Regions from separate parts of the Homo sapiens genome. Here region 2 is linked to region 1. Evidence: chromatin loops called from intact Hi-C (ENCODE). Cell type or tissue: tibial artery. All regions are shown on one strand. Each heading gives the region's core, and the rest is flanking DNA. Links, peaks and the distances in the headings are about the cores only.

Region 1 (12,604 bases), core at 5,549-8,048:
TTTCTTCTCTGGAAGCTTTTAGAGTTTTCTTTTTAATTTGTTCTGAAAGTTCACTACTGTATTTCTAAATATGGGTCTATTTTCACGAGCGTGGTGGACTCTTTTAATCTGAAGATTCATGTCTTTAGCTTGTTTTTTACATTCTAATCATTTTCTTCTAAAGCTCTTGTTAGAGTTGCACCATCCAATATGGTGGCCACCAGATTGGTACCAATCATAATCTCAAAAGACAAAATTCCAAATGTCATTTTCCTGAATATTGAAATCCTGGAAGATCAAAATTTCTAAAGTTGAAATCCCTTAATTCTAAAATCACTAATATTTAATTGAATCCCCAAACCATGGCAGGTTTGCCATTAGGTGTGGTCAAGTCTTCAAAAAGTGAATCTCAATGTATTATCAGTAAACTTTGTTTTTTTCCATTCGGCCCCATGCATTTGTTGGAAAATTCAGATGAATGAGTGGCTGAGCAATACACGAACAACAAAAACTGCAGTTTAAAAACGCACCACCCAGGAGGCGGAGGTCGCAGTGAGCCGAGATTGCGCCACTGCACTCCAGCCTGGGCAACAGAATGAGACTCTGTCTCAAAAACAGCAACAACAAAAATAAAACCAACCAACCAACCAAACAAACAAACAAAAAAACCAACAACACAAAACCGCATCATGTGTCTGCATTGGCATTGCTTCCAGCTGATGACATTCTGGGAGCTTTTTTGTTGAATTAAAACCACACTTGCTTTCCTGAAGAAGTCAGCAAAATCACTGACTGGTTCAAAAATAATTTTGTGCATGACAGGATAAGATGTGATGGGGTTGCTGTTTTGATCACCAGGATTGTTTCTGCCAAATCTGTGGTCTGTGTATGAGTGCATGCAGAATGGATTTTTATATACTCAAAACAACATAGAAGCATGGCAAAGAAGATGGGAAAATTTCATAGGGAATGCTTGTGTTCATGCATGTCAACTCATAGAAGAATTTCAAAAAAGCAGTGCCGTGCCATGTAGAAAATGAATGTGAACATATTCTCTGAGGACAGCCATGCCCTAAAAGAAAAGCAAGCATTCATCACCATGCAAGACTTCAGAAGTCGGCCAGCTCTTATGCACTACCTCCATGCAATTGCCCATAATTTATCCCTGTAATACATTCTTCCATATGTTGAGATTTCTTTTTAGTTTTCTTGAGGGGGTTGGACTTTTTTCTTTTTTTACTTTCTTTCCCACTATTTTAAATTGTCAGCATTAGTTTTTACGAATTGCTATGCTGTGTTTTTCATCTTCACCCTCTTTCCAATGCTAGAAGTATAAATTGTGTAAAGACTTTTAGAGAGCTCCAATTCGTCTTAGGCTTTTTTTGTTGCAAATTTGACTCCTCGAAAGTAACATTTTCACTTTGACTGTGTATAAGGCACTGTGTGTGTATGTAAAAATGTTGAAAGGTCCTCAGAAAATGAAGCTATGTCATTTTTGCATACCTGCACTTGTGAAAGGTAAAATTTCTTGACATATCAGCTCTTTGGGTGACTGTATATGGGTGGTGAATTGTGGTGGTTTTTGATTGATCTCATCAAAAGATTTAGGTTGTCTGTCGTGGTATTTCAGATGACCACAGTTATATAAGCTATTTCTTTATTAATATGGTCCGTCTGCTCATAACCGTTATACCCGTATGACTGTCATTAGTATACCTGAGTGTTAATGATTATAAAAATACATGTTTTTATTGCCTATTTTACTGTGTAAAGTGGCCTCAAGTTTTTATATGAATAAATCTCCTTTTAAAATATAAATAAATGTCCTTTAAATAATTTTAAAATTATTATTTTTTTAAAGTATATTTTTGGGATTTTGGTCTTTTGGGATTGTGATTTTTGGGATTTTAGACTTTAGGGATTTTGGTCTTTCAGGAATTCAACATTGGGGATGATGGCATTTGGGGTGGTGTCTTTTGGGATTATGGCCCAAACTCTTCACAAAGATGTTCTCCACCTCAGGAATCTGGGAAGGAGAGGACAACTGGACAAACCACAGGTGTGTGAGCCTTAAAGCCAGCTTGCTTTTCTTAAAAATTTTCTACCCTTTTGGGGCTCATTAAAAATTCTCTACTATTAGATCTTAATATAACTAACATTTTCTCTTAAAAGACAGTACATTCCTACTATGTGAACATGACCTTCCTAACTCCAACCTTTAGGGATAAATGAAAGAAGAGGCACTGAGGAAAGTCCTTGGGACTTCTTAGTACCCCTCCTCTGGGGTGGGCCATCTTCTCCAGAGGGTTACAGCCTGCGGCCCATGATTGTAGAGTCACGCCAGTCATTCTAAGAAACGTCCTTCTATTGGACTCATCACTGGTGTCTGCTCATCATGAGCGCCCATCATCCCAGCACCTCGTAGGACCTGTAGTGAGGATTCTGTAAAGGCTGCTGGATGAATGAGTGATGGGTGCATTAATTAATCCCAATTAGAACCGGAAACTCAGTTCCCATTTTTTATTAACTGAGATAATGTTGTTTTGTATTAATTTTCTCTAAATCATTATTACATTCCCTTGCTGGCATTCCCTCTTTGTCATTGTCACTAATGTGTACAGTCTTCAAGTTGAGTCTTCCTTACTTGGAATGTCAACCTGCAATAATTTTTAGGGATGTCTGTAGATGTTACTACATCATTTCTTTTCTTTTTTTTCTTTTTTTTTTTTTGATCATTTATAAAAATGTCAGCTTGGCCAGTTCCAGCCCCAAGTCTCTCGGTGGGCTTACTGTTTACATTTTTGCATCCAGAGACATGTCCCTTTGTCTCTATCTTTAATTCCTGCCTGTTCCTGACCAATGACAAAACTGTCCTCCAATTCCCTGCCAGCTCATGTTTCAAAAGGAACTTTTAGGAGAAATATTTCTTAGGAAGTATTCTGACATGCATACGATTATTCTTTTCTTTCTGGGCATCCCTCCAGGAATCTCGTGACTAAGTTTGTGTACTCCAAGCATGGCCCACCTAATGGTATGGTAATTGCTTTGGCTCTCGCAGGAAGTCTGCACTCATAATGTGATTGTGCATATGCTTGGAGCATGATATGCACCCACTATTTTGTTGTTGGGAAAAAATTATTACTTTCAGATTAAAAAACAAAAACCGTGGACTTGAAGGATGTATAGAGAAGATGTGGGAAGAGATTGAGGGAGCTGCTCACCTGTGTTTTGTTTTTTAGATAGATGAGTAAATAAAGACCCAAGGAAGGGAGGAATGTTTCCAAGGACATGAGAGTTGTTGGTTACTAAGTGAAGCTATGGCATCCCAGGTCAGGAGTCTAATTGTATGAATTGTATTAATTTTGTCTGTATGTTGGTGGGTAGCTGAGGGCATGATGAGGCTGGGGAGACCATTGTGAGTCTTCTTTATGAGATGATCTTGCATTTACTCTGAGCCTTGTAGGGAAGCTCCAGCAGTTGGGGTAGAAGAAGAAATCCTGCCTTGTGTTGGAGCCTTGTGACCTGCCAGGATCCCGGAGAAGGTTATGAATCAGGGAGTAAGAGACTCGGATCATTGCTACTTGGCCAATGACTAGCCTGACCTAGGAGTCAGGTGGCCTCCCCAGACTTCTGTCCCCTCACTCGTAATGTGTGGAAATGCAAAATAAAATGATATATGCAGACTCTAAGGCCAGTGCCCCTGGATATGGGCAGTGAGAGAGACAATCCAGATCCCTGCTCTTCTGGGACAGGGAGACAGGAAACAGCTAAGCAAGCTAAACTAAGATAATTTGACAGTAATGAGTGCCCTTCAGACAGTAAAAGGTTAATCAGACATGGAGTGACTTGGGGATGGGTTTGGGTTGGGTACCCCTGTGTTTTAGTCCATTTAGTGTTGCTATAAGGGAATATGTGAGGCTGGGTAATTTGCATAGAAAAAAATTATTTGACTCCCAAATTCTGATGGTTAGAAAGTTCAGGATTGGGCATCTGCATCTGGTGAGGGCCTCAGGCTGCTTCTACTCATGGCAGAAGGCAAAGGGAAGCCAGGTGTGCAGAGATCGCCGGGTGAGAGAGAAAGCAAGGTGGGGATGGGTGAGATGTGAGGCACTTTTTAAGAATAAACTCTCACTGGAACCAGTGAGTGAGACAGTGAGAACTCACGCTCTGGGGGATGGCGTTAATCTATTCATGAAAGATCCACTCCATGACCCAAACACCTCTCATTAGGCCCCATCTCAAATTTGGAGACCAAATTTCAGTATGAGACTTGGAAGGGACAAACATCCAAACCACAGCACTTTGTTTCTAATAGGACAGGGGTGGCTACTACCAGTAGAAGTATGATGATGACATCCAGGGAACAGGAAACGGAACAGGGACGTTCAGTGCTGGACATTCAAGGATGGGAATGTGATAGTAATTCAGGTTATTGAATAGGCATGTGCATGAATATTCACCTCATTCGTTCATTCATATATTTATTAAGCATTTACCATGTGCTGGGCATTGCTCAGGCATTAGGTACACAACAGGGAACACCAAAACCATGATGTGTGTGCACCCAGAGCTTATAGTGGAATGGGGAAGACAGAAGTTATTGTAATTATGCACACGTAGATATTCAATTGCTAATTTTTAAAAAATTTAGCCTTATACTTTTCCTTAATTCCACTTCACTAAAAATTAAAAATTGGCTGGGTGCGGTGGCTCACGCCTGTAATCCCAGCACTTTGGGAGGCCGAGGCGGGCGGATCACGAGGTCAGAGGATAGAGACCATCCTGGCTAACACGGTGAAACCCCGTCTCTACTAAAAATACAAAAAAAAAATTAGCCGGGCATAGTGGCGGGCACCTGTAGTCCCAGCTATTCGGGAGGCTGAGGCAGGAGAATGGCATGAACCCGGGAGGCAGAGCTTGCCATGAGCCGAGATTGCGCCACTGCACTCCAGCCTGGGCGACAGAGCCAGACTCCATCTCAAAAAAAAAAAAAAAATTAAAAATTAACATATTGGGAGAGAAACTAATTTGAAGGGCAGATCAGGGAAGGCTTCTCTGGGGTCATATTTAAGCAGAGACTAGGGGGTTAGGTAGGAATCATCCAGCCTGGGAGAACTGGTGGTGACGAGGCCCTGTGGGCAGATAGATACATCTATGGGAGGCAGACCTGGAAGAGCCAAAGGGCATGGTAGATTTCAGAACAGAGAGGAGACCAATGTGGCTGGAGCCAAGGCGGGAGTGGAAGTGAATTGGAGGCAGAGATGAGAAATGCAGGAGCTAGGCTGCTCAGGTCCTTGGTAAGAATTATAGGCTCTACTAGATTGGTGAGGTCTGACCGCAGCTAAGAAAAGCCAGGTGTGAACATCCATCCCACCCATCCTGGTTAGCATCTGCCCTGTTGATCATGCCTGTGGTCTAGGCCCACCCACAGTCTTGCTTTCCATTTTCACTCCCACCATCATGAATCTCAACCCCTGATTCCACCATGTCCAGGTGATTGCAGGTGTCTCCCAAGTGATCCCTCTAGAAGCCCCTGGGAGGTGATCAGGAATTAGTGCCCTTACAGAAGAGACCCCAGAGAGCTAGCTAGCGCTTTCTACCAGGTGAGGATGTAGCCGAGAAACACTTCTGTGAGTCAGAAGATGGTCCTCACCAAAACCAAATCTGCCACCACCTTGATCTTAGACTTCCCAGCCTCCAGAGCTGTTGTTTATAAGCCACCCAGTGTACAGAATCTCTATTGCAGTAGCTCACAGGAACTCAGACAAGGACCATACCCGACCTCACCTTGAGATGCTCTGGGATGGACTGTAAGTTGGCAGGGAGGAATTAGCAGCCAGGATCCACATCTAATTCTCTTTATCCTCAGTCCCCAGCACACTTAGAAATGCTTCAATAGAGTAAGGTCACATTGAATGTGAATGTCAGAATTGATTGGCAGTCCATCCCTCTGATCCTATTGGAACATGGCCCTGCCCTCTCGCACCCTCAGGGCCTTTGCACTTGTTCCCTTTGCATGGGATCATTTCCCCATCCTTCTCACCACATGAGCGCCTATGCATCCTTCAGTTCTCATTATAGATCACAGATGCTTCTTTCAGGAAACCTCACCTGACCAGGTGAGATGTCCACATCATACCCTCAATTTATTTACCTCCACCCTGGGAAATTACCAAATTAAGGCAGCCTTTCTCATTAGATTGTGAGCTCCTTGTGCACAGGGCCTGGGTCTGATTCACTCTCTTTAGATTTGCTGCCCAACACCCTCCGTGGCTTATAAATAGCACCTAATAAATGGCCATTCATTGTCGAAGGACTATAATGCAGTGGGCACTGCATTTGGAGCTGGGGAAGGAGGCAATGATGAATAGAAACGGATACAGACTATTCCTTCTATTTTCATGTGTATTTGAAGTTTTTCATAATAAAAAGTCCAAAAAACATGTAAACCCCACCCCCGCCTTCACAAAGGGTACAGTCTAATGGGGAAAAAGCCATTAATAAAATAATCACAGAATTTATCATTAAAAATCATGTTTAGCCATATGGAGGAAAAGCAATAATAAATAATTCACTTCTACAATTCTTGAGTATATGCCAAGCATTGTTTTAAAAGTTCTGTGTGCATTACTCATTTAGTCCTCACAAAATCCCTACAAGGACGGCACTATCATTATCCCATTTTGTAGAAGGGGAAACTGAGGCAGAGAGCTTCGCCCAACATCACACAGGCAGGCAGAACTGGGATTCTAACCCGGACAGCCCAACTTTAGAGCCGATCGTTTGATTGTATCTATGGCTTTTATAAGGACATACCTTAAGTCATGTACGTTCTAGTAATGCCAGCACTAGTCCCAGAGTTGTCCTTGGAAGGTGCCGTTTTCCCACTTGCCGGGCCACAGAGATGAAGGTGAAATCAGAACCACAAACTCACACCTAACCAGGGCCATCTTGGAACGCTACGTGCAGCCACAGTGACCTCTGGTGGTCAAAGCATGAATGGCATGAATGCATCACATTGACGCCGGGAGACCAAACCTCAGGATGATTTCCCAAATCGGCTTGTATTTGCTAAGGCCTCATTCGGGTCCTACTTGGGCTAGTGTCTCCCAGGACACGAGGAAGGATAAGTTTCCAAAGGCGGACTGTCAGGGCTTGGTCAGTGGCTGGGGGCTACTGGGAGTCTGTGCTCCTGTGTTCTGTCCAGGCCTTCGGAAAACCCTGGCCTCAGCTCCATCCAGCTCCCCTCTCCTGGGGCTTCAGGACCTGGGGCTTCAGGACAGGGGGCTGTGTGGCTCTGTCATCCAGGTTCAGTTGGTAACATCTTTTGCAGGCACTGTGTCCCTGGCTGAGAAGGGGACAGTTACTCATTCATTCATTTGATCAAATATTTATTGAGCATCTACTGTATGCCAGGCACATTCTAGGTGCTGAGAAGAAAGCAAAGAATAAAAGAGACAACGTTCCTGCATTCCTTCTCCCCTACATTAGGGGCTGAGCCCCTTTTTCCCACCTCCCTTTTCCCTCTCCTGCCCCCACCCTCTTCTTCCAACTTATAATGTAGTGTAATGATTTCATTCCTGGGGTTCGCGTGTGTGTGGAGTCTCTGTGTGTTGAACAAAAGGAACTTGACTTCTACTGCACTCAAAGAATAAACCATAAACTGCACTCAAAGAATAAACCATAAACCAGAACAGACAGACAGACACACGTATACACACACACATGCACATGTACAAATTCCTGACCTCATGATGTTTGCATTCTAGTGAGGAGAGACAGACCATAAACAGGTGATCATAAATGTCACAGAGAAAAGTAAAGCCACAGCAAGAGGGTCAGGAGTGGAGTGGTGGATGGGAGTCATTTTGTTTGGGCTGGGCTGGGATGCCTTGATGATATTTAATGAAGGCCCAAGGTGCCTTGTAGGGGTGCAATTGGTTTGTTCCCTTTCTCTCTGTCTCTTTCTCCACTGCAATTATCCAGAAGTTAATACATACAGTGGTACAAGTAGATGTTTTCATGTTTGAGAGTCAAAGATTCTAGAGGCAGTCACTCAGGGTGACATTGAAGTAACAATTTTCTACTACTTTGTTATAGTAGCCCACAGGGACTCAGACAAGGACCATACCTGACCTCACCTTGAGATTCTCTGGGATGGACTGAAAGTTGGGAGGGAGGAATTAGCAGCCAGGATCCACGTCTAATTCTCTTTATCCTCTGTCCCCAGCACACTTGGAAATGCTTCAATACAGTAAGGTCATATTGAATGTGAATGTCAGAATTGATTGGCAGTCCATCCCTCTGATCCTATTTGAACGTGGCCCTGCCCTCTTGCACCCTCAGGGCCTTTGCACCTGTTCCCTTTGCCTGGGATCATTTCCTCTATCCTTCTCACCGCGTGAGCTCCTATGCATCCTTCTCACCTCAGCATAGATCCTAGGTGCTTCTTGCTGGCTGGAGCGTTGGCCATGCAGGAACGAACATTTGTCCTCTTTTTCCTGTTGTGCTTCACACTTGGAGAAGTGGATGCAGGGAGGTGAGCTGTGTGGATATCTGGGAAGAACATTCTGAGCTGTGGGAACAGCCTGTGCCGGGGCTCTGGGCTGGGTACTTGAGGGACAGTGAGGAGGCAGATGTGGCTACAGGTGCAGTAGGGGGGTCGGGGCGGAGCAGGAGGTGAGGCCAGAGAGTTGGGGGAGGTGACTCTCACAAGGGGCCTTAACAATACCTTGTCCCTATCTCTGGTGGGGCTGATTTTGGCCTTGAGGATGAAGGCAACACCTTCTCAGAATGCTGAGCAACTTTGTCCACACAGTGGAGGGGTGGAGGAGGTGAGCTCCTGACTCAGGTGCCCTGACACCATGTGGGGCTCTCTGGGGCCAGGCATCCTCAGAGGCTCTCACTTGCATCATTTCTTGTTTACTTTCCCAACAACCCCGGGTGATAGGCCTTATGCTACCCATTTTCTTTTTTCTTTTTGAGATGGAGTCTTGCTCTGTCACCCAGGCTGGAGTGCAGTGGCGTGATCTTGGCTCACTGCAACCTCCACCTGCCAGGTTCAAGCGATTCTCCTGCCTCAGCCTCCCATGTAGCCAGGATTACAGGAGTGCACCACCACGCCTGGCTAAGTTTTGTATTTTTAGTAGAGTGAGTGTTTCACGGTGTTGGCCAGGCTGGTCTTGAACTCCTGACCTCAGGTGATCTACCTGCCTTGGCCTCCCAAAGTGCTGGGATTACAGGCATGAGCCACTGCACCTGGCCTATCCTACCCATGCTCTAGATGAGAAAACTGAGGTGTAGAGAAGTAGAGAAGAGAGTTTTAGGTGGTCAGGACAGCTTGCTCGAAGCCATGGTGAATGGAGGATTTGGGGGTGTTCTGGTGACGGAGAAGTCTTGGAGAAGCTAAAGAGACAAATTGGGGCCAGTTTGTAGGGACTTGTGTATCATTATAGGAAGCTGGAACTTTATCTTGGTGTCAACAAGATAATAAAGGGATATGATAGGAAGGGATATTATACTACCTGTGTTTAAAAAATCTCTCTAATGTCTGTGGTGATGGGGAGTGGGGAAAGAGGGGCTGGAGAGTCAAGGAGATGGGAGATTTTGTGGACCATCTAAAATAGGCTGAGGGCTACTTTCAAGAGAGAAACTACCTGATTTAGAAACATCAGAAGGTGGAAGTGAGCAAGGGAGGCAGGTTAAGGGAAAGTATGAATTTTTTATTTTCTATTTTTCCTTTATTTTCTAGAACATTCAGCTCCATTTGGGGACGGTAGTGGGCACTGCAGAAGTGCTTGTTGGATCCAAATCCTCTAGCTACGTTGCTGGCTGTGTCCTTATTTAGTTCCTCACATGGATAGTGATTCCAAATGGACCACATCCTCTTCAGACCTAAGAAGACAGCATCTTCTATACACTGGGCATTTTGTGTTAGAAGATATTGCTTTAATTATTGTTCCTCTGGCTCCTTTATGAATGAGTCTATCATCCAGGCAATTATAGAATTTTCTAAGTAAGTAACAGCCACTTCTTATCTCCCTTAAAATTCTATTCATGCATCAAAGCCTAGCTCAGCCATCATCTCCTCCATGAAAAAACAAAAAAACAAAAAACCTTCATCTCCTTCTGTGTTCTTTAAAGGGTTAAATGTTTCTGCTGTGGTCTGTGTGTGTGTGTGTGTGTGTGTGTGTGTGTGTGTGTGTGTGTGTAGGGGTAGTGGATGACAGGGCAGTATACTGGATGTCATAATAGGCTTTGGAGTTAGATATCATACCTGTGTTTTAATCCTACTTCTGCCAATTGCCAGCTGTGCTATCTGGTTACTTAACCTCTCTGAGTCTTAGCTGTGTCATCAGTAAAACGGGATAAGAGTATCTACCTCCTAATGCTGTTGTGAGAGTTAAATAGGCTGATTGATCACAGAGCTTGGCACAATGTCTCCCATTTGCAAGTGCTCAAATAGTGGTGGTAGGGGTTGTTAACACTCTTCATCCATTTTTTAAAATTGTCTTGAAAATTATTTACTGAGTATCTACTATATGCCATATACAATCCTAGGCATATTCTATGTGCATCAGTGAATAAAACATATGTCTTCCCTGGAGGAGATACTATAGTTCTATATAGTCTAGATGGGGGAGATAGAAATAAACAATGGTGTTTAACAACGAGTAAGTGTATTTTATAGTGTATTAGAAGGTAATAAGTGCTGTGGACAAAAAAGAAGAAAGCAGTAGAAGTTGGTTGACAGTACTCAGGCAGGTAAATCAGTCAGCTACTGCTGCGTAACAAATAGTCACACAACCTGATGGCTTAAAACAACAACTGCTTATGTAGCCCCTAGTTCTGTAGTTCTGTGAGTCCGCAATAGGCTGGGTTCAGCTGGGCAGTTCTGGTCGTGGCTCACCTGGACTGTGCTCATTCATGTGTCTGTGGTTACCGGTTGGTCTAGGATGGCCTCAGGACAACTCTGTTCTTTAAACGTAGTCTCTCATGCTCCAGCAGGCCACCCCAGGCTTGCTTTCGTGGTAGAAGCAGGGTTCTGAGAGAGGCAAGTATCCCAGCCTTCTTGAGGCCTCTACTGGGTGGCATGACATCCCTTTTGCCGCATTCTGTCAGCCAAAGCAAGTCAAAGCCAGCCAGCTCTTGAAGGAAGGAGGTAAAAAGTTTACATCACAAAAGGTGTGGCTATGGGATGGAAAGTGAGGGGTGATAATTGTGGTCACTCTTGCAGTCAATCTACCACAGTGAGAAGGGTGCAGGTCGCAGCATTAAACAGGCTGGCAGGGAAAGCTCTCCCTGAGAAACTGACAGTTGGACAAAGACTCGAAGCAGATGAGGGAGCTGGTGAGGCAAGTGGTGTAGATAAGAGGGTGCCAGGTGGAGGGCATGGCTAGAGCAAAGGCCCTGGGGCAGGGACGCACCTGGGGCATTCCAGACACAGCAGGAGAGTGAGGCTGGAGGGCAGAGTGAGAGCAGCAGGGGAGGACAGAGAGGCCACCTGATGAGTGCAGGTCAAGGCAGGGACTCTGCCTTCCACCCTGAGTGACATGGAGGGGTGGGCGCTAGAGAGGTTTGGGCAGGAGGTCAGGATCTAACTTGCAGTTTTAAAAGATGATTTCAAGTTCTGTGTTGAGACTAGATAGTAGGGGGCAAGGGTCCAAGCAGGGGGACCTGATGGGAGGCTCCTGGGGAGGAGATGGTGACTCACGCCCTGGGAAATTCACAGCACCTGCCCCTAGACGCTGTGGGACGTCACATTCTAGGGCTGTTTTGAGGCTTGAATAAGATGCTGATGCCAAGTGTATAGCTCGGTGCTCAGGATATGACAGATGTTCAACAATGGAAAGTGGGTGGTGGTGTTTTGTTAAGGTGGGTGCTTTTAATAATTATTACATCAGAAGGAATCACTTCCTGATATTTTGGACCTGTTATTTGGTAAGTGTGGCACTTACCACCTTGCAACTTGAGTATTTATTCGCATTGCTATTTCCCAGCAAGACTGGGAGCTTCCTGAAGTCAGGGAATACATCTGCAGCCCGATAGTCCCAACTCTCAGCATCATGCCCAATGCACAGGTGAATGGAATGAATTCACTCCGCAGCGACTTCTGCTGTGAAGTCAAGGAGGGCTGGAGCTGCGTCTTAATTATCTCTATTTCCACGGGGCAAAGTCTAGTGTCTTCTCATAACCGGTGGGTCTATCTGATTGAATTACATTGTTTCCATGTCATCACCTGAATGTAAAATGTTTTCCTCTGAATTAGGAAGCTCTCATGAGCCCTCCAGAGTTCATGATTCCAGCTGGTTTCCTGCCAAGCTGAACGTCCTCCTGCAAGAAGGGCTGGGTCCTCCCTGATTTACATGGTTATTGGAGATGGAGCCCAGGAGGGGGAGGCAGAGGACAGCAAAAAGCAGGGAGAGGGAGCAGCACAGTCCAGGCGGCTCTCCAAGTCCTTCTTTCTCATCAGACCCGTAACACCGAGGTGGGCCTGAGCTCTCCTAAGCCTTTGCTGCTCCTTCCCTTCCTCAAGCCCTACCTATTTCTCTCCCCTTCCTCTGCTTTCTCTCCCTGCCTCCTCTTCCTTCCCTCCCTCCTACTCCTTCCCTCCCTCCTACTCCCT
Region 2 (7,552 bases), core at 5,053-7,552, 140 kb before region 1:
GGGGCCTCTGCCTTCAGGGGTTTTGCCCCCGACCTACTCGTTCCACCCAGATGGACGCCCTGAGCCGGGGAGGAGGCGCGCCCCCTGGTGGAGACGCTATGGTTGCTGCATCCGCAGGAGCCCAGGCGGAAGAGATGCTAAAGGGAGCGGAGACACACTGGCTGGCTAGAGAGGCCTGGGAGGTCGGGGTGTTATTTTTGTGTGATTGATCTGGCTTTTGGATACTTAACAGCAGAGAAAGGGAGAAGCTGGATACTGATGATGCAGGGCTTGTCTGTCTCCAAAGCTTCTGCTGGTCTTGCTACACCACTGTAGACATTTCCCTGGGAAGGGGGACATCGTAGGGAGGGGACCTGCTCTTTGCCAGCTCTGTTTCTTATTGCCCAACAGGACACAGGAGTCCATGTCTCCAGCAGCCTCCCAGCTGGCTGTCTCCTCCCAGGTTGGGTCTCCTGGGGCACCAGCCAGCTAGAATGGGGTTGGCGGGGGTGGCCACTAGCTGCCTTGGTGGCCCGTCAGGAGCACAGTTGTATGAAGCATGGGTCCTCCGTTTCCTCCTTAACTCTTGCACAGGCGAGTAGACTGAGCTGACCGTGGGCCTTGGCTGCACAGCGCAGGGGAGGAATTCAAACAGGGGCAGCCCTGACCTTGACAGAGAGCCAGGCCCTTGGGGGAGGCTCACTCGTGACAACAGCAGGTCTCTTAGTCTTGTCTAAGGCTTTTCTCCAGCACCTTCTACATTTGCTTGTCTGTTGATGCATTTGCTTATTTTAATATTGATTGAGGGCTCCCTTGCCAACATTGACACTGTCAGCATTTGGGGCTGGTTAAACCTTTGTTGCGGGGGCCTGTCCTGGGCACTGTAGGAGGTTTGGCAGCACCCCTGGCCTTACCTTCCAGATGCCGGTAGCAGCACCCTTCCCTCAGGTATGAAAGCCAACGATGTCTCCACACATTACCAAGTGTGTACCCTGATTGAGAACCACTCATGTGAGCTCTACCATGTGCCAGCTTTGAGCTGGACTCCATTCCCGCCTCCTGTTCCCGCAGGCAGAGCTGGCTCTGCAAACACCTGGAGCAGGTAGGGTTCCGGGCGTGTTTGTCCCTCCTGCTTTCCTACCTGCCTGGCCTCCCACCTCCTCTGACCTGGGCCGCCTTGTCCAGAGGCCTCCCTCACTTTCCATTCTTCCATCTAGAGAGGTAGACAGGTGACAGGCTCTTTGTGCCTCAGTTTCCTCATCTGTAAATTAGGGATAATAACAGTATCCACCTGGGTAGGTTTTGTGAAGAGTTAGATTGTTTGTGTATGGAAAATACCTAGCACAGTTCTGGACATGCAGTGAGCCTGTATGTATCACTCTTACTCAGTGGATGTTTGTTTGTTTGTTTATTTATTTATTTGAGATGGAGTCTTGCTCTGTTGCCCAGGCTGGTGTACAATGGAACAATCTCGGCTCACTGCAACCTCTGCCTCCCGGGTTCAAGCGATTCTCCTGCCTCAGCCTCCTGAGTAGCTGTGATTACAGGCATCCACCACCACGCCTGGACAATTTTTTTTTTGTATTTTTAGTAGAGACAGGGTTTCACCATGTTCGCCAGGCTGGTCTTGAACTCCTGACCTCAGGTGATCCACCCGCCTCAGCCTCCCAAAGTGCTGGGATTACAGGCATGAGCCACCGCACCTGGCCGGATGTTTATTTTTATTGTGCCAAGCTGGGGATGCAACAATGAACAGGACAAAGATCCTGACCTTGGGATCTCAGAGCTCATGAGAAAGGCAGACACCTTATTCTGGGCTTTTAATTCAGGTGGGATGGGGACACCTAAGGGGCCTGTTGGAGGAACACCCCACCCAGGAGTTAAAGAAGGAAAGCTTCCTGGAGGAGGTAGCATCCCAGCTGGGCTATGAAAGAGAAGTACGAGTTAGCTGAGTGACGAAAGGAGAGGACTAATGGTGTGAGTTATCTATCTTTTAAATAAATTTTTTAAAAGCCCTTCTGAAAAAATCAAATCCCATTTACTGGGGGCGGTGGTTGGGGGTGCTTTTCTGTACAAATAGTACAAAACCATGCCCCCGAAATTCCTAGATTCACCTCTTTGGGAAGCCACGTCACCCCTGTGAGATACTCAGCATGGAAGTGCTTGGCACAGGATAGATGTGGAGTGTGGGGTTAAGGGCAATGGAGCTGCCTCCATTCCCCACAACCCAGCCCATGTGCAGGTGTGTTTGTACTTTGATAATAGTAACCTCCCCAGATGCTTTTTTCCTTATGGGTGTTGGGGCCTGGCAGGAGGGGAGAGCAGGGAGGCAGGTGGGGAAATGGAATCAGAGAAGGGCACAGCCGCTGTTCTGATGCAATCGGAGTCATTCTGGCTCACCTGCATGTCCACTGGGGGTCACCAGACGGCACTGCCCATCATGGTGTCTCAGAACCAGCCCAATGGACACTCCTCTTGCCCGTGCTTCTGCGATCGCCTCCGAGGGGAGAGAATTGGTGGATGGGACATGGAGAAGTGCACATTGGTGGTTAAAGCTCATGTCCTATTAGCTGATGCCAGGCACCTGGCCTCAAGGTGTCCAGGAAGTGCAATCCTATCCTGGCCTGGGAAGTGGTGACCAGCACTAAGGAAGCCCCCCCAGCAATGTCTAGGGCACCGGGCTGGGCTCCTGTGACAATGTGTGTTGTTCCTCTTCCTGCACAGCTACAGCCTCCGCTTGGCGTCCCGATGCTCTCCACCAGCGGCCCCGTACATCACCAGGCAGTATAGGAAGGTCAAAGCTCCAGCTGCAGCCCAGTTCCAGGGACCATTCTTCAAAGAGTAGACACTCTGGCTGCTCCCTGACAGGTACGAGGCAGGATGGAACAGCTTCTGGCACTGTTTGGGTGGGTCAAGGGGGTGTGGGCTTGGGTCTTGGGTGGGGAGGGAAGGAGAGAAAGCAGTGGGTGTGATTGCTTGTGTGTACCAGGCACGGTGCAGGGCCTCCCTCCAGGAGGGCACTTAGCTGAGTGCAGACTCCGGACCACTTGTTTCACATCCCAGCTCTGCCACTTGCTGGCTACGAACTTCAAGCAAGTTACTTAGTCTTTCTGAGCCTCAGTTTCCACATGTGTACAGTGGGCACTACAATAGGACCTACTTTATAGGGTGATTGTGACAATTACGAGTGTCAAATGTGCGAAGCACCTAGAAGAGTGTCTGTCACATAGTAAGCACTAGGTAAGTCATTATTGGAGTAATAATGATAAAAATAGTAATTATACTCAGTTCTTAATTGCCTCAGAGGCATTAAGCCCAGAAAAGATGACCGAGTTCCTATTCTCACAATGTTTTTGAAAGTCAAAATAATACAGGTGGAGTAACCCTAATCCAAAAATCCAAAATCTGAAATGCCCCAAAATCTGAACCTGAGTGAGGACATTCAAAGGAAATACACTCGAAGGAAATGCTCATTGGAGCGTTTCAGGTTTCAGATTTTTGGATTAGGGATGCTGACCCAGCAAGTATGTAGTGCAAATATTCCAAAATCCAAAAAAAATCCAAAATCAAAAAATTTCGGGTCTCAAGCATTTCAGACAAGGGATATGTAATCTGTCCTAATCCATAAAATATAAAACTCAGATTTATTTTGGACTAAAACAGCCTCTTCCTAGGTTTTCTGATGGTAAAAACCTGGAATTACTCTAAGATTTCTGTTGGATAAAAACATGGAAACCAGACTTTTCATTTTTGGAGTACCTGGATTCTGCTGGTGACCCACGAGCAGGCTTGGCCCTCCCTGTTGGTGACACCACACAACTGCATTCATTGTGTCCCCAAGGCCAGCATCTCAAAGTGATCAGAGGACCTCATACATCAGAAGATCTAGGATGCTTTTATAAATACAGACCTCAGAGTCCAGTTCCAAATGTACAAAATGGCCAAAAAGGCTCAAATCCCATTTACTGGACTATAGTACGAATAGGGCCAAACCCCATTAAAAAATCCCGAGTTCAGCCGGGCGCGGTCGCTCACACCTGTAATCCCAGCACTTTGGGAGGCCGAGGCAGGTGGATCACGAGATCAGGAGATCGAGACCATCCTGGCTAACACACTGAAGCCCTGTCTCTACTAAAAATACAAAAAAATTAGCCGGGCATGGTGGTGGGCGCCTGTAGTCGCAACTACTCAGGAGGCTGAGACAGGAGAATGGCGTGAATGCAGGAGGTGGAGCTTGCAGTGAGCAAATCCTGAGTTTACATCTCTGTGGGAAGTCACATCACCCCTATGAGATGCCCAGCATGGAAGTGGTTGGCACAGGACAGATGTTGAATACGGGGTTAATGGGAGGGAGGGGACTGGCCACCACCCCCCACAGCCCTGCTTGTATTGGTGGGTGGGTATTGATGGCACAGGCCCATCCTGGTGGGTGTGACCAGGGAACCTGCATTAGCAGATGGCCCCCTGGTTCTGGGACACGCGTAGGTTTGGGAATGTGTGCTTAACACGAGGCAGTGGTTAAAACACCAACCAGAGTCGTTTGGAATGAGAGTGTAGTTCAAGGCAAGAATGGGCTGAATTCTGAAACTCTGAGGTCTTTTGTATTATGCCAGGAAGAGAAGACCCTTTCTTCCTTCTGCCTGCCCTCCAACCCCAAGACCTCACTTCTCTCTTTCCTTTTTTTTTTTTTTTTTTGAGACAGAGTCTCGCTCTGTCGCCAGGCTGGAGTGCAGTGGCGCGATCTTGACTCACTGCATCCTCCACCTCCCAGGTTCAAGCGATTCCCCTGCCTCAGCCTCCTGAGTAGCTGGGACTACAGGCACCCGCCACTACTCCTGGCTAATTTTTTTTTTTTTTGTATTTTAGTAGAGACGGGGTTTCACCATGTTGGCCAGGATGGTCTTGATCTCCTGACCTCATGATCTGCCTGCCTCTGCCTCCCAAAGTGCTGGGATTACAGGCGTGAGCCACCGCTCCCGGCTGTTTACTTCTCTCTTTCTTAAGCAGTTGGAGTTTCTGGCTTGGCTTTATTCCTCTGGGGTTTGGGGAGGGGAGCAAAAATAAAATCCACTCTTGCCCAGAGAGTCTGTGGTCTGCTGCTGGAATTGAACCTGTCTCTCTGGGGCCGGCTGCTCCCTGAGAGGGGAACCTGGAGACTTGACCCTGAGCTGGAGTCTCATGGAACAATGTTGAAATGGACTGTAAGATAGTACAGAGCTGGGAGGCCCTGGGAGAGGTACCTCCCATTTTACAGATGGAAAAATTGAGGCCCCAAGAGAAGAGACATAGGACGTGGCTAGGGTCTTCTGGAAAGTGAGAGGCCATGCCAGGATGAACAATTCCGACTCTGGGAACCATTTGTGTCCAGCATCCTCCTTGCGGCCAAGGCTGCTACGTGAACCTTCTGTGTTGATGGGCACCCGGGACTTGCTTCCACCCCAGAGCAGGTGTTCTCTGCAGCCGGAGGGAGAGCCAGGTGCAGCTGGGCTGGCTTCCTAAACAGACTGGGCCATTTCTGTTGGCCACTGCAGGCTTGGCCATGACGAAGATGAAATGTATGTAGCATTTGCCAAGCCTTATGAATTTAGGCTCTGCCCCAGCACCAAGCACTGTCCTAGGTGATGGCCTTCTTTTTCCTTCTTTAAAAACATACAGTTTCCCAAGCGAAGCGATCAAATGAAGAGAGGCCTAACGTCATTTGCCTCTGCATCTTGTGATCTCTGTTTGCTCACCAACAACGAAGGCTCCAAACTCAGCAGTTTCGTGTAACTTGCTCCTTAAAATCTTCTGTAGCTTTTTTTCCATTTTTTAAATTGGTACTTACACCAAGCATGTGCTACTTATATTATTTTTAAAATAATTTTTTAAAAAAATCTCTTTATACTGTTTGCCTTAGTTAGCTCAGGCTGCTATCACAAAATACCACTGACTGTGTGGCTTAAATATTGAACAGAAATTTATTTCCTGATGGTTCTTGAGGCTGCAAGTACCAGATCAGGGTGCCACCATAGCCAGGTTCTGGTGAGGGCCCACTTCCTGGCTTGCAGACGGCCACCTCATTGCTGTGTCCTCACGTGGCGGGGGCCTGGGGGAGAGCAAGCTCTCTGGTGTCTCTTCTTAGAAGTCCACTCATCTCATCGTGAGCCCTGCTTCGTGATCTCATCTAAGCCTAATCACCTCCCAAAGGCCCCACCTCCAAATACCATCACAGGGAGGGGTTAGGGCTTCAGCATAAGGGTTTTAGGGAGACACAGTTCAGTCCATAGCACTGTTTAACATAGCTCCAGATTTATGAAAATGCCACAGCAAAGTATTTTAGTTCAGGAAGGTGTGTGCAGGTCAAAGCCCTCATTTTACAGAGACGGAAACTGACACGGAGGGGCGTGTGGCAGAACTGGCATCAACACTCTGGTCTTCTGATTCCCGGGACGGATCTTCGACTTCTAATTGGGCCGTGCCTCCTTGCAAAACTGTGTGTGCATGTGGGTTTTGTTCAGAAAAAAGGATGGCCTTCTCGAAGGACCCATGGCTTTGGCTGCTTAGCCTGCTCTTGCCCATTCCGGATTCAAGGCTTCGTCACCCGTCTCCCGGACAGTTTGAATGCAGCGAGAATGAACACAGAGGTGCTTGGTTTCTGGCAAGCCCTGCCTTTCACCAGCCTCTGTGGCACCCTCTTTACTGTGACTCACACAAAGCCCAGAGGTTTCTGTTCACTTTTAAGTGCAGAAAAGTGCTGTGCTGCCTAGTCTATAGGGAGGCTTCCTTTGCACATCCTGTCTTCACCCCGTGTCTTTCCTACCCCAGGGGTTCAGCGGGAGGCCCAGGGAAGGGACAGCCTCTCACCTGTTTGGCCACCATTGTGATCCTTCTCTCAGCTGTTGCTGCTCCTTTGGCTAAGACCAGCGGCCTCAGGGCCCTCTGTGGGCAGGATTTCTGACATGCGCTCCCTCCTGGGGTCCTGGGAGTGGGGGGTGTAGAGGTCGCCCATCCCGGCCCATCTCCCTTGTATGAGAGCTCCCCTCCACCTCAGGTCCAGCCCCCAGCTCCTGCTGCTGTGGCCTCCCCAGAGGGCTGCCCTCTCGGTGGGGGACTGGCAAGATGGCTCCTTTAATGGATCCCACGTGACCCAGGGGAGACCCACACTTGCTGGCCACGCCAGGCCAAGGGAATACAGCCACTCCATAGCCGGCCCCGCCTCTGCTTCCTTTTCTTCCCCCTGCCCTGGCTCATGGGCACGGGCACACAGGCCAGTCTGCTGCATAAGCAGGCGTCCTCTGGGAAGGGATGCCTCCTCTCTTGAAGACATCCCACTCCCCCGCAAACAGCCCTTTCCAGCCCCATCAGACATTTCAGGGAATTGAAATGAACATGCGTAGTGGTTAGGTGCACAGTGTCTGGAGCTATCCCTTCAGTGGCTACTTCACGCCTCTGTGTTTCAATTCACGCATCTGCGAAATGGGTTAATAATAATAATACCTCTCTCATGGGTTTGTTGAGAAGATTGCATAGGTTAGTGAATGAAAAACCCTTAGCAAAGTGCCTGGTATGCAATAAGCCTTCCATAAACAACTGG

The links. A loop is a pair of places that touch in the nucleus more often than their neighbours do. Peaks named below come from ENCODE experiments on the same cell type or tissue, not always from the same donor. Only the 100,000 strongest peaks of a DNase experiment are listed, where the experiment ranks them.
Region 2: it touches region 1 in a loop (2.1-fold over the local background); 49 of 110 quality-filtered maps call a loop at or near these places.

The regions. Positions count from the first base shown.
Region 1 is chr1:13,953,615-13,966,218 of GRCh38, forward strand. It overlaps a transcript of KAZN not described here. Among named protein-coding and RNA genes, the nearest start is that of PRDM2, 260 kb to the left of the region's middle. In tibial artery, for the core only: a CTCF peak has its summit at 6,961 (motif pointing left); no DNase peak of the experiment used is centred there.
Region 2 is chr1:13,813,724-13,821,275 of GRCh38, forward strand. PRDM2 (PR/SET domain 2) reads left to right here. Exons shown (of 10, transcript NM_001393986.1): 9 at 2,704-2,847. The coding sequence ends at 2,824. Among named protein-coding and RNA genes, the nearest start is that of PRDM2, 120 kb to the left of the region's middle. RefSeq lists an enhancer at 153-202. In tibial artery, for the core only: no CTCF peak of the experiment used is centred there; a DNase peak (open chromatin) is centred at 6,046.